3 separate regions of the Homo sapiens genome follow, and all the other regions are linked to region 2. The links are chromatin contacts, found by Hi-C or POLR2A ChIA-PET in ENCODE. All regions are on one chromosome and are shown on one strand. Each heading gives the region's core, a stretch centred on a gene start or an enhancer-like site at or near the end of the contact. The rest is flanking DNA. Distances are from core to core; before and after follow the strand shown.

Evidence for each region. A loop is a pair of places that touch in the nucleus more often than their neighbours do. ChIA-PET counts read pairs that join two places held with the same protein, here RNA polymerase II (POLR2A). Pooled maps may share reads with other maps.
Region 1: a pooled map shows a loop between it and region 2 (2.2-fold over the local background). The contact joins the promoter of PCGF6 here to the promoter of INA in region 2. A Hi-C loop is called at or near these places in 3 of 50 pooled maps. POLR2A ChIA-PET finds 5 or more read pairs at or near these places in 7 of 52 experiments (H1, SK-N-SH, WTC11 and 2 more).
Region 3: a loop to region 2 is called in a pooled map, with 8 times the contacts of the local background. The contact joins the promoter of TAF5 here to the promoter of INA in region 2. A Hi-C loop is called at or near these places in 3 of 50 pooled maps. POLR2A ChIA-PET finds 5 or more read pairs at or near these places in 3 of 52 experiments (WTC11, activated CD4-positive, alpha-beta T cell and activated T-cell).

What each region holds. Positions count from the first base shown.
Region 1 is chr10:103,349,601-103,352,833 of GRCh38, forward strand. It overlaps PCGF6 (polycomb group ring finger 6), which reads right to left and starts at 1,540. Exons shown (of 10, transcript NM_001011663.2): 1 at 1,107-1,540. The coding sequence starts at 1,466. RefSeq lists an enhancer at 768-1,273 and a silencer at 1,439-1,668.
Region 2 is chr10:103,275,141-103,278,537 of GRCh38, forward strand. INA (internexin neuronal intermediate filament protein alpha) reads left to right here and starts at 1,998. Exons shown (of 3, transcript NM_032727.4): 1 at 1,998-3,136. The coding sequence starts at 2,072. RefSeq lists an enhancer at 2,413-3,017.
Region 3 is chr10:103,366,428-103,369,574 of GRCh38, forward strand. It overlaps TAF5 (TATA-box binding protein associated factor 5), which reads left to right and starts at 1,549. Exons shown (of 11, transcript NM_006951.5): 1 at 1,549-2,121. The coding sequence starts at 1,563. RefSeq lists enhancers at 1,365-1,659, 1,412-1,651, 2,782-2,851 and a silencer at 1,782-2,321.

The sequences.
Region 1 (3,233 bases), core at 290-2,789, 74 kb after region 2:
CTCCTGAGTAGCTGAGATTACAGGCGCGTGCCACCACGCCCCGCTACTTTTTGTATTTTCAGTAGAGAAGGGGTTTCACCGCTTTGGTCAGGCTGAACTCCTGACCTCGTGTTTCGCCTGCCTCGGCCTCCCAAAGTGCGGGGATTATAGGCGTGAGCCACACCGCGCCCAGCCAAATTATTGTTTCAAAAGGATCTTTACGCTGGGCGCAGTGGCTCACGCCTGTAATCCCAGCACTTTGGGAGGCCGAGGCGGGCGGATCACGAGGTCAGGAGATCGAGACCATCCTGGCTAACACGGTGAAACCCCGTCTCTACTAAAAATACAAAAAATAAGCCGGGCGTGGTGGCGGGCGCCTTGTAGTCCCAGCTACTCTAAAGGCTGAGGCTGGAGAATCGCTTGAACCTGGGAGGCGGAGGTTGCAGTGAGCCGAGATCGCGCCACTGCACTCCAGCCTGGGCGACAGAGCGAGACTCCGTCTCAAAAACAAAACAAAACAAAACAAAACAAAAGGATCTTTACTGCCTAGTAAGCAGTAGCTTCAATAATTATACAGGACAGGCAACGTGGCTCACGCATGTAATCTTTCGGAAGGCCAGAGAGGGAGAATCTCTTGAACCCAGGAGTTCGAGAACAGCCTGGGAACATAGGGAGCCCTCCTCGCTACAAAAAAAAAAAAAAATGTTTAATTAGCCCGGCGTGGTGGCGCGTGCCTGTAGTCCCAGCTACTCCGGAGGCTGAGGCGGGAGGATCGCCTGAGGCCAGGAGTTGGAGGCTGCAGTGAGCCATGGTCGCGCCACTGCACTCCAGCCTGGGAGACCCTGTCTCAAAATAATTATAATTATTAACAGAACGAATGAGTTGGACTCGCAGAGCCTAAGTGACCTGCAAGAACTTCACAAAATAAGCGGGTAAAGACCCAGGCCGGGCCGGAGGCCTGTCGGCGCCACACGCCTAGGCAGCCGGGGCAGAGGTCGGGGGAGGTCCGCTCCAGTGCTCCGCGCGGCGGCGGCGCACTAGGATCGGGCCGGCGCCCGGCAGACGAGGGCCAGCTACGTCCCTGACGCCGCTTGGGCCCAGCGGGGTCGCGCGGGGGCTCTAAATACCTCCTCCTCGTCCTCCGAGTCCTGCCGGCCTCCCTCCAGCCTCAACGAGAAGTGACTCATGTCCTCCTCCTCCTCCTCTTCTTCCTCCTCCAGCTCCTCTTCTTCTTCCAACTCCTCGTCCTCGTCCTCGAAGCGGCCTCTGAAGCGGCCCAGGCTGCGCTCCGGCTCCAGCTCAGGGGGCCGGGAGCCGGAGCAGCCGGGAGCCCCCGTCTCAGACAGAGGCGCCGGTCCCTCCTCACCCGCTGCGGGTGCAGGGGTGAGGGCGGGCGGGGAGACAGGAGGCGGAGGCGGCAAGGCTGCAGCTCCCTCGGTTTTGGCAGCGCCTACGCTGCCCGCCGTCACCACCGCGACCCCCTCCATGGTCGGGAGAGACACCAGGCGAGGCGAGGCGGCGGGAGAGCGCGGGAGTTCGGCCGGCCTCGGACGCCACCACTGCGCAGGCGCGGCAGCCTGAGGGGCTCGCCGGGAAATGTGGTTTAGCGGCCCTCACCTCCGCGGGGCGCAAACCCTGCAGCTCCGGGGCAGGCTGCGGGGCGCGCGGGCCGCACTTTAAAGGAATCTCACCAGATTTTCTCCTTGGAAGGGGACGCTCTCTTCGCCGCCTTTTAAAAACAGCAAAATTGCTACCGTTCCAAGCAACAATATTCTGTTTGCATCACCTAATTCACAGAGCACTGAACTAGGTAGCATGTGACGTTGCATCACAAATAATAATCATTTCCACTTGAGTACCAATTATGCATTTCCTCTGTGGCAAATCACCTCCATCCAAGATTATTTCCCTTAGGAAGTATAAAGTTCCTGTTCTGAAGTATGTACGTTTATTTATTTTAAGGAATTATATAGTGTATTGATACAAGGTGAAAATCTAATCACTACTCAAAGATCATCCATGTCACCCCATCCCATAAAGCCCATTATATTGAATTCGAAAAGCTTTTTTTTTTTTTTTTTGAGACAGTTTCGCTCTTGTCGCTCAGGCAGGAGTGCAGTGGCGCTCACTTGCAACCTCCGCCTCCCGGGTCCAAGCGATTCTGCCTCAGGCTCCCAAGCAGCTGGGACTACTGGCGCCTGCCACCACGCCCAGCTAACTTTTGTATTTTCAGTAGAGACAGGGTTTCACCATGTTGACCAGGCTAGTCTCAAACTTCTGATCTCAGGTGATCCACCCGCCTCAGCCTCCCAAAGTGTTGGGTTACAGGCCTGAGCCAGGGCGCCGGGCCCAACAAACATTTATTGAGGGCCTACTGTAGCAGAAACTCAGACCCACCCAGGTACAACCCACCCCATTGCCCAATTTTATTAAGAGAGGTTTGGAGTTGGCTTAACATTATTCTTGCTAGTCCGGGCGCGGTGGCTCACACCTGTAATCCCAGCACTTTGGGAGGCCGAGGCGCGCAGATCATGAGGTCAGGAGTTCAAGACCAGCCTAGCCAACATGGTGAAACCCCGTCTCTACTAAAAATACAAAAATTAGCTGGGCATGGTGGCGCGTGCCTGTAATCCCAGCTACTTGGGAGGCTAAGGCAGAAGAATCACTTGAGCCCAGGAGGCGGAGCTTGCAGTGAGCTAAGATCGTGCCACTGCACTCCAGCCTGGGCTACAGAGTGAGACTCCATCTCAAAACAAAACAAAACAAAACAAAACAAAACAAAAAACAAAAAAACCATTATCCTTGCTAAGATAATGCCAGCTAATGTCACGATGCCTGCAAGAAAGATTCGGGAAGTCAAATGCTCCTAATCAAATAATGCCTGGCAAAGTCACATTTAAGAGCTGAATGTGACCAGGCACAGTGGCTCCCGCCTGTAATCCCAGCACTTTGGGAGGCTGAGGCAAGCGGATTGCCTGAGGTTGGGAGTTAGAGACCAGCCTGACCAACATGGAGAAACCCCATCTCTACTAAAAATACAAAATTAGCCGGGCATGGTGGCGCATGCCTGTAATCCCAGCTACTCGAGAGGCTGAGGCAGGAGAATCACTTGAACACAGACGAGGTGGAGGTTGCGGTGAGCCGAGATCACACCACTGCACTCCAGCCTGGGCAACAAGAGCAAGACTCCATCTCAAAAAAAAAATAAATTTTAAAAATATGGCCAAGCGAGGTGGCTCATGCCTGTAATCCCA
Region 2 (3,397 bases), core at 748-3,247:
GTGATCCGCCCATCTCGGCCTCCCAAAGTGCTGGGATTACAGGTGTGAGCCACTGCACCCGGCCAACTCCGTCTCAGAAAAAAAAAAAAAAAAAAAAGAGTCTCACTGCACTAAGCAGAATTATGTAGTGAAGAGAGAATGTATGCTTGTCTTTGCTTGCTGGTGACCTTGTGCTGCACCCGCACCTCGGTGCCTTATCTATAAGATGGAGGTGAGGGCCACCTTGAAGCATGGTTCAGAGGTAAACCTATGCAAAAGTGCCAGCACAAGTACTGGCAGACAATCATTACTCAGCAGTGTTAGCAATCTTTTATTGTTCACCTTACCAGGTCTTTCTAAGCCCAAAGACCTCAGAATTGAGTCCCTCCAACTCAAGGCTTTGGTCTGTGATGAGGAACCAGAGGGGCAGGCTGTGGCAGGGCCTGACCATCTTCCATGACATCAAGCACAAAGCCAAGAGATATGCTCCAAAGTCCCATAAGATCCCTTTTCACCCTTCCTTTAGTGGCCTGTCCCAAGCATATTCCCCTTTCCCCATGAAGTAAAACTTATCCTAGAACTACGTCCTTGAAGATTCCAATATCAATAAAAGGCCCTCAGTCTGGAATTCTGGGATATAACTAAAAAGGTCTTCCTACTCCCTCTCCAAAGCCATATCCACATCCTGAATGATATTAGAAGCTTGCAAGTGGGTACATATTACAGACGCCACACTGACCCCTCCCAGCCTTCATCTTTTCAGATTCCATTCTTTGATTCTCACCCCCTGCCCCACCAACCCTACCATGTGGCAGAAGAGGCCGGCTCAGTCACCAGCACTCTCCCCCACTCCTGGAGTTTAATCTTTTTGCAGGGATCTCTTTTCTCCAAAAAGAGATCTGCACAGGGAGTGGCTCTCTGAAGCCAGTTGAGAACCTGCCCTGCTGGATTTACACAAACTGAAATCTCAAATGCCCACAGGGTCAGAGAGGTAAAGTAAATGAATTAAGAAGGGGGGCGTAATTCAGTGGAGAATGGCAGGGACTGTAGTGAACAGGAGAGCACACTTCTTATACAAATGGCAAGGGCAACTCACCTCTGCCACTGTGGGCATCCCAGCTCTTCCCATTTTCAGAAGAAGCCAGAAATCCAATTTCTTTACAGGTGAAATCTCCTGGTTTAAAAATGCTCCTTTCGAAATATTTTAAAATATAATGCTCTAAACACAAAAGTCTGCAGCCCCCTTTCCAGCAGCTTGTGGTCCTGGCCTGTGCCATGCTTTAGTGCCCTAACGATGAGCCCCAGCAATTCCCAGCGCCTCCTGCTTCTCCAAGTCTGGCCTCTTTTCCCCTCTGTACCGCCGCTTCTCCCCACTCTCCGCAGCTCGGGGTCACTTTCTTTACTGATCTCCCCTCTCTTCTGGGAGAGGCACTTGCTGAACATCTTTCCGCCCGGAGCCTCCCCAGGAGCTGCAGAGGGGCAGCTGGAGAGATGCTTTCTGACGTAGCATCTCCCACCTTTCTCCTTGGGGACCCTGAGGAAGGGGACAAGGGCTCGCTCTGCAGGTCCTCACTGTAACTGGAAAAACACGACCTCGCCCTCGGGAAGGCTTTCTGTGCGCCTCACCTCAGGATGAGGGTGGGTGTAGGGGACACCTCCCAGAAACCCCTAACCTCCCAGTCGGTTAAAGAAGAGGGGATAGGGTCAAGGGATGCGACAGAGCTGTGTGGTTTCCGGATGGGAAACCTCAGTCGTTTAGGCACCCCTCCGCTCGAGTCACTTCCGAAGCAGTCGATTCTTGGGGAGAAGCGCTGCGGAAAGGGGCGACTCCGATGCAGATGGCCCTGTCCCGGCGCCCCAGGTCGTCGCGCGCGCAGCTGCGGTAGTCACTGCGCCTCCCCGCCCCCACTCCTGGATGCCCCCCTTCCCTCTCCCGGCCAGACTCTGAGCAGGAGCTCCGCCCCCAGCGCGCCGCCCCAGCCCCGGCGCCTTAAAAGCCGGGCGCACCGCCCCGCCGCGCCCTGCCTGCCGCACCTCTCCTTTCTTCTGTAGCTCGCGTTGAAGCCGCACGTCCGGCCCCGATCCCGGCACCATGAGCTTCGGCTCGGAGCACTACCTGTGCTCCTCCTCCTCCTACCGCAAGGTGTTCGGGGATGGCTCTCGCCTGTCCGCCCGCCTCTCTGGGGCCGGCGGCGCGGGCGGCTTCCGCTCGCAGTCGCTGTCCCGCAGCAATGTGGCCTCCTCGGCCGCCTGCTCCTCGGCCTCGTCGCTCGGCCTCGGCCTGGCCTATCGCCGGCCGCCGGCGTCCGACGGGCTGGACCTGAGCCAGGCGGCGGCGCGCACCAACGAGTACAAGATCATCCGCACCAACGAGAAGGAGCAGCTGCAGGGCCTCAACGACCGCTTCGCCGTGTTCATCGAGAAGGTGCATCAGCTGGAGACGCAGAACCGCGCGTTGGAGGCCGAGCTGGCCGCGCTGCGACAGCGCCACGCTGAGCCGTCGCGCGTCGGCGAGCTCTTCCAGCGCGAGCTGCGCGACCTGCGCGCGCAGCTGGAGGAGGCCAGCTCGGCTCGCTCGCAGGCCCTGCTGGAGCGCGACGGGCTGGCGGAGGAGGTGCAGCGGCTGCGGGCGCGCTGCGAGGAGGAGAGCCGCGGACGCGAAGGCGCCGAGCGCGCCCTGAAGGCGCAGCAGCGCGACGTGGACGGCGCCACGCTGGCCCGCCTGGACCTGGAGAAGAAGGTGGAGTCGCTGCTGGACGAGCTGGCCTTCGTACGCCAGGTGCACGACGAGGAGGTAGCCGAGCTGCTGGCCACGCTGCAGGCGTCGTCGCAGGCCGCGGCCGAGGTGGACGTGACTGTGGCTAAACCAGACCTGACCTCGGCTCTGAGGGAGATCCGCGCCCAGTATGAGTCCCTGGCCGCTAAGAACCTGCAGTCCGCGGAAGAATGGTACAAGTCCAAGTTTGCCAACCTGAACGAGCAGGCGGCGCGCAGCACCGAGGCCATCCGGGCCAGCCGCGAGGAGATCCACGAGTATCGGCGCCAGCTGCAGGCGCGCACCATCGAGATCGAGGGCCTGCGCGGGGCCAACGAGTCCTTGGAGAGGCAGATCCTGGAGCTGGAGGAGCGGCACAGTGCCGAGGTAGCTGGCTACCAGGTAAGGGCCGGGGCTGGGCGTGGGGAGGGGTGCCCTGCCCTCTTCCGCGCGTACCCTCTTCCTCTGGTAAAACTGGGCCCCAGGACTTAAGGGGAGGGCAAAAGAGAGGAGAGAAGAGCCGCGGCTGGAGGCGCTGGTTAACAAAAAACCCTGGAGTCTTTAATGTTAATTTTAGGGAACGCCCCTCATTTATGTCCCTGCCCCAGCCCTTCAAACAAAGAAGCCCTTAAATTTATTTGAGGTTCGAAAACCCAACTCTGC
Region 3 (3,147 bases), core at 299-2,798, 91 kb after region 2:
TTTAGTAGAGATGGCGTTTCATCATGTTAGCTAGGCTGGTCTCGAACTCCTGACCTCGGGTGATCCACCCGCCTCGGCCTCCCAAAGTGCTGGGACTACAGGTATGTGCCACTGCGTGTGGCCATGATTTTTAAATATACAATTAAAATGGTTTATTTGTAATAACGGATAATAGCATGAATACATAACGTACATATTTCACAACCACAACATTCTGGTATTTAAAAACTTTTTTTTTGAGACGGAGTCTCGTACTGTCGCGCAGGCTGGAGTGCAGTGGCGGGATCTCGGCTCACTGCAACCTCCGTCTCCCGGGTTCAAGCTCTTCTTCTGTCTCAGCCTCCCGAGTAGCTGGGATTACAGGGGCGCACCACCATGCCTGGCTAATTTTTTGTATTTTTAGTAGAGGCGGGGTTTTGCCGTGTTGGTCAGGCTGGTCTCTAATTCCTGATCTCATGATCCGCCCGCCTCGGCCTCCCAAAGTGCTGGGGTTACAGGCGTGAGCCACCGCACCTGGCGTTAAAAACTTTTTATTGAAATGTAATGTATACGGGCCAGGCGCAGTGGTTCACGCCTGTAATCCCAGCACTTTGGGAGGCTGAGGCCGGTGGATCACCTGAGGTCAGGAGTTGGAGACCAGCCTCGCCAACATGGCGAAACCCTGTCTCTACTGAAAATACAAAAATTAGCCGGGCGTGGTGGCACACGTCTGTAATCCCAGCTACTCGGGAGGCTCAGGCAGGAGAATCGCTTGAACCCAGGAGGCAGAGATTGCAGTGAGCTGAGATCGGGCCACTGCACTCCAGCCTGGGCGACAGAGCGACACTCCGTCTCAAAAGTTAAATAAATAAATAAATGTAATGTAATGCATGCAGCTCGATTAACTTTTACAAAAGTAAAAATGACAAAAAAAAAAAAAAAGTAAGCACTATTCAGGTCAAAATGTAAAACTACCAGTATCTCGGAAGCCTCCCTCTGGCAAATGGTATATGTTTTTGAGTTAAATACGTGGATTCGAATGTTGACATTTGGACTTTCTTCTTGCCTCTGGTAAGTTATTTAACCTCTCTTGGTTTCAACTGAGCCATCTGCGAGGTGGGGATAATATTACCTCATAAGATTATTTAATTGTAGCAGGGCGTGGTGGCGCATGCCTGTAATCCTAGCTACTGGGGAGGCTGAGGCAGGAGAATCGCTTAACAGCCTGGGCGACAAGAGCGAAACTCCGTCTCAAAAAAAAAAAAAAGAAAAAAGAAAAAGATTATTGAATTGAAGGAGATCACATAATGTAAAACATCTATCATAATGCCTAAATATAGCTGGCCTGCAATAAATGGCAATTATTCTCAGGCAAATGTAATAGGTGGTCACCAATGCCCACTTCCTGCCTTTCTTTCGCTCGGTTTTGAAAGTTGCTCTCTTTCCTATTCCGTTTCTCCTTCCTTTTCGCTCCTCCTACTGCCGTAAATGGCCTACTAGAGTTGTCGTGAAATGCTCCTCCCCGCCCTCCATGTGGCGAAAATGCAATCACGCTTGACGGCGCGAGGTGGCTCAGCCGCAAGATGGCGGCGCTGGCGGAGGAGCAGACGGAGGTGGCGGTCAAGCTAGAGCCTGAGGGACCGCCAACGCTGCTACCTCCGCAGGCGGGGGACGGCGCAGGCGAGGGTAGCGGCGGCACTACCAACAACGGCCCCAACGGCGGCGGCGGGAACGTTGCGGCGTCGTCGTCCACTGGCGGGGATGGCGGGACCCCCAAGCCCACGGTGGCTGTCTCCGCCGCTGCCCCGGCGGGGGCGGCCCCGGTGCCCGCCGCTGCTCCGGACGCCGGCGCTCCGCATGACCGACAGACTCTACTGGCCGTGCTGCAGTTCCTACGGCAGAGCAAACTCCGCGAGGCCGAAGAGGCGCTGCGCCGTGAGGCCGGGCTGCTGGAGGAGGCAGTGGCGGGCTCCGGAGCCCCGGGAGAGGTGGACAGCGCCGGCGCTGAGGTGACCAGCGCGCTTCTCAGCCGGGTGACCGCCTCGGCCCCTGGCCCTGCGGCCCCCGACCCTCCGGGCACTGGCGCTTCGGGGGCCACGGTCGTCTCAGGTTCAGCCTCAGGTCCTGCGGCTCCGGGTAAAGGTGAGCCGTGGGGTCCCGGGTAGGTACGGCCGCCGCGAAGGGGAGCAAGCCGGTAAGGCAGGGGCTGGCAGGCCTGCACCTCTGCGGGCTTGTTTTGAATTTCCTGGGCCCGCCTCTAGGGCCACATGCCCGCCCCTTTCTCTAGTGCGCGGGCTGCGCAGTCAAACCCCCTTCCGAGCTGTCAGTTCCAGTGAGAAGCTGAGGAGAGCTGTTGAGCAGAGGGATGTATGGGGAAGGTGAGCGCGGAGAGGCGGGATCTTCACGCTCTTGGTCCCTTTCCTTTCATTTGGGCTTTTGAGCCTTGGGCAGGTCCGCATGACACTAACAGTGTTTGTACAGTTTCGTACTAGCGTACTTTAAGTACTGTAAGTACTTTATTTTCTCTTTATTTCTTTAGTTCCTCTTAAAAGATGTGTTGATAAATACTTTATAGATTTTTTTTTTTTTTGAGACGGAAACTTGCTCTGTTGCCCAGGTTGGAGTGCAGTGGCGCAATCTTGGCTCACTGCAACCTCCGCCTCCCGGGTTCAAGCAATTCTCCTGCCTCAGCCTCCCGCGTAGGTGGGACTACAGGCTCCTACTGCCACGGCCGGCTAATTTTTGTATTTTTAGTAGAGGCGGGCTTTCACCATGTTGGTCAGGCTGGTCTCGAAATCCTGACCTCAGATGATCCACCTGCCTCGGCCTCCTACAGTGCTGGGATTACAGGCGTGAGACACCGCGCCCGGCCGCCATACAATATACCCTTGTAACAGTCCTGCACATCATGTACCCCCTGAATCTCAGCTAAAAGTTGAATTTTTTTTCTTTTTCTTTTTTTCTTTTTTTGAGACGGAGTCTTGCTCTGTCGCCCAGGCTGGAGTACAGTGGCGTGATCTTAGCTCACTGCAACCTCTGCCTCCCAGATTTAAGCGATTCTCCTGCCTCAGCCTCCCGAATAGGTGGGACTACTGGCACGCGCCACCACGCCCGGCTAATTTTTAAAAATATATTTTTAGTAGAGATGGGGTTTCGCCATATTGGTCA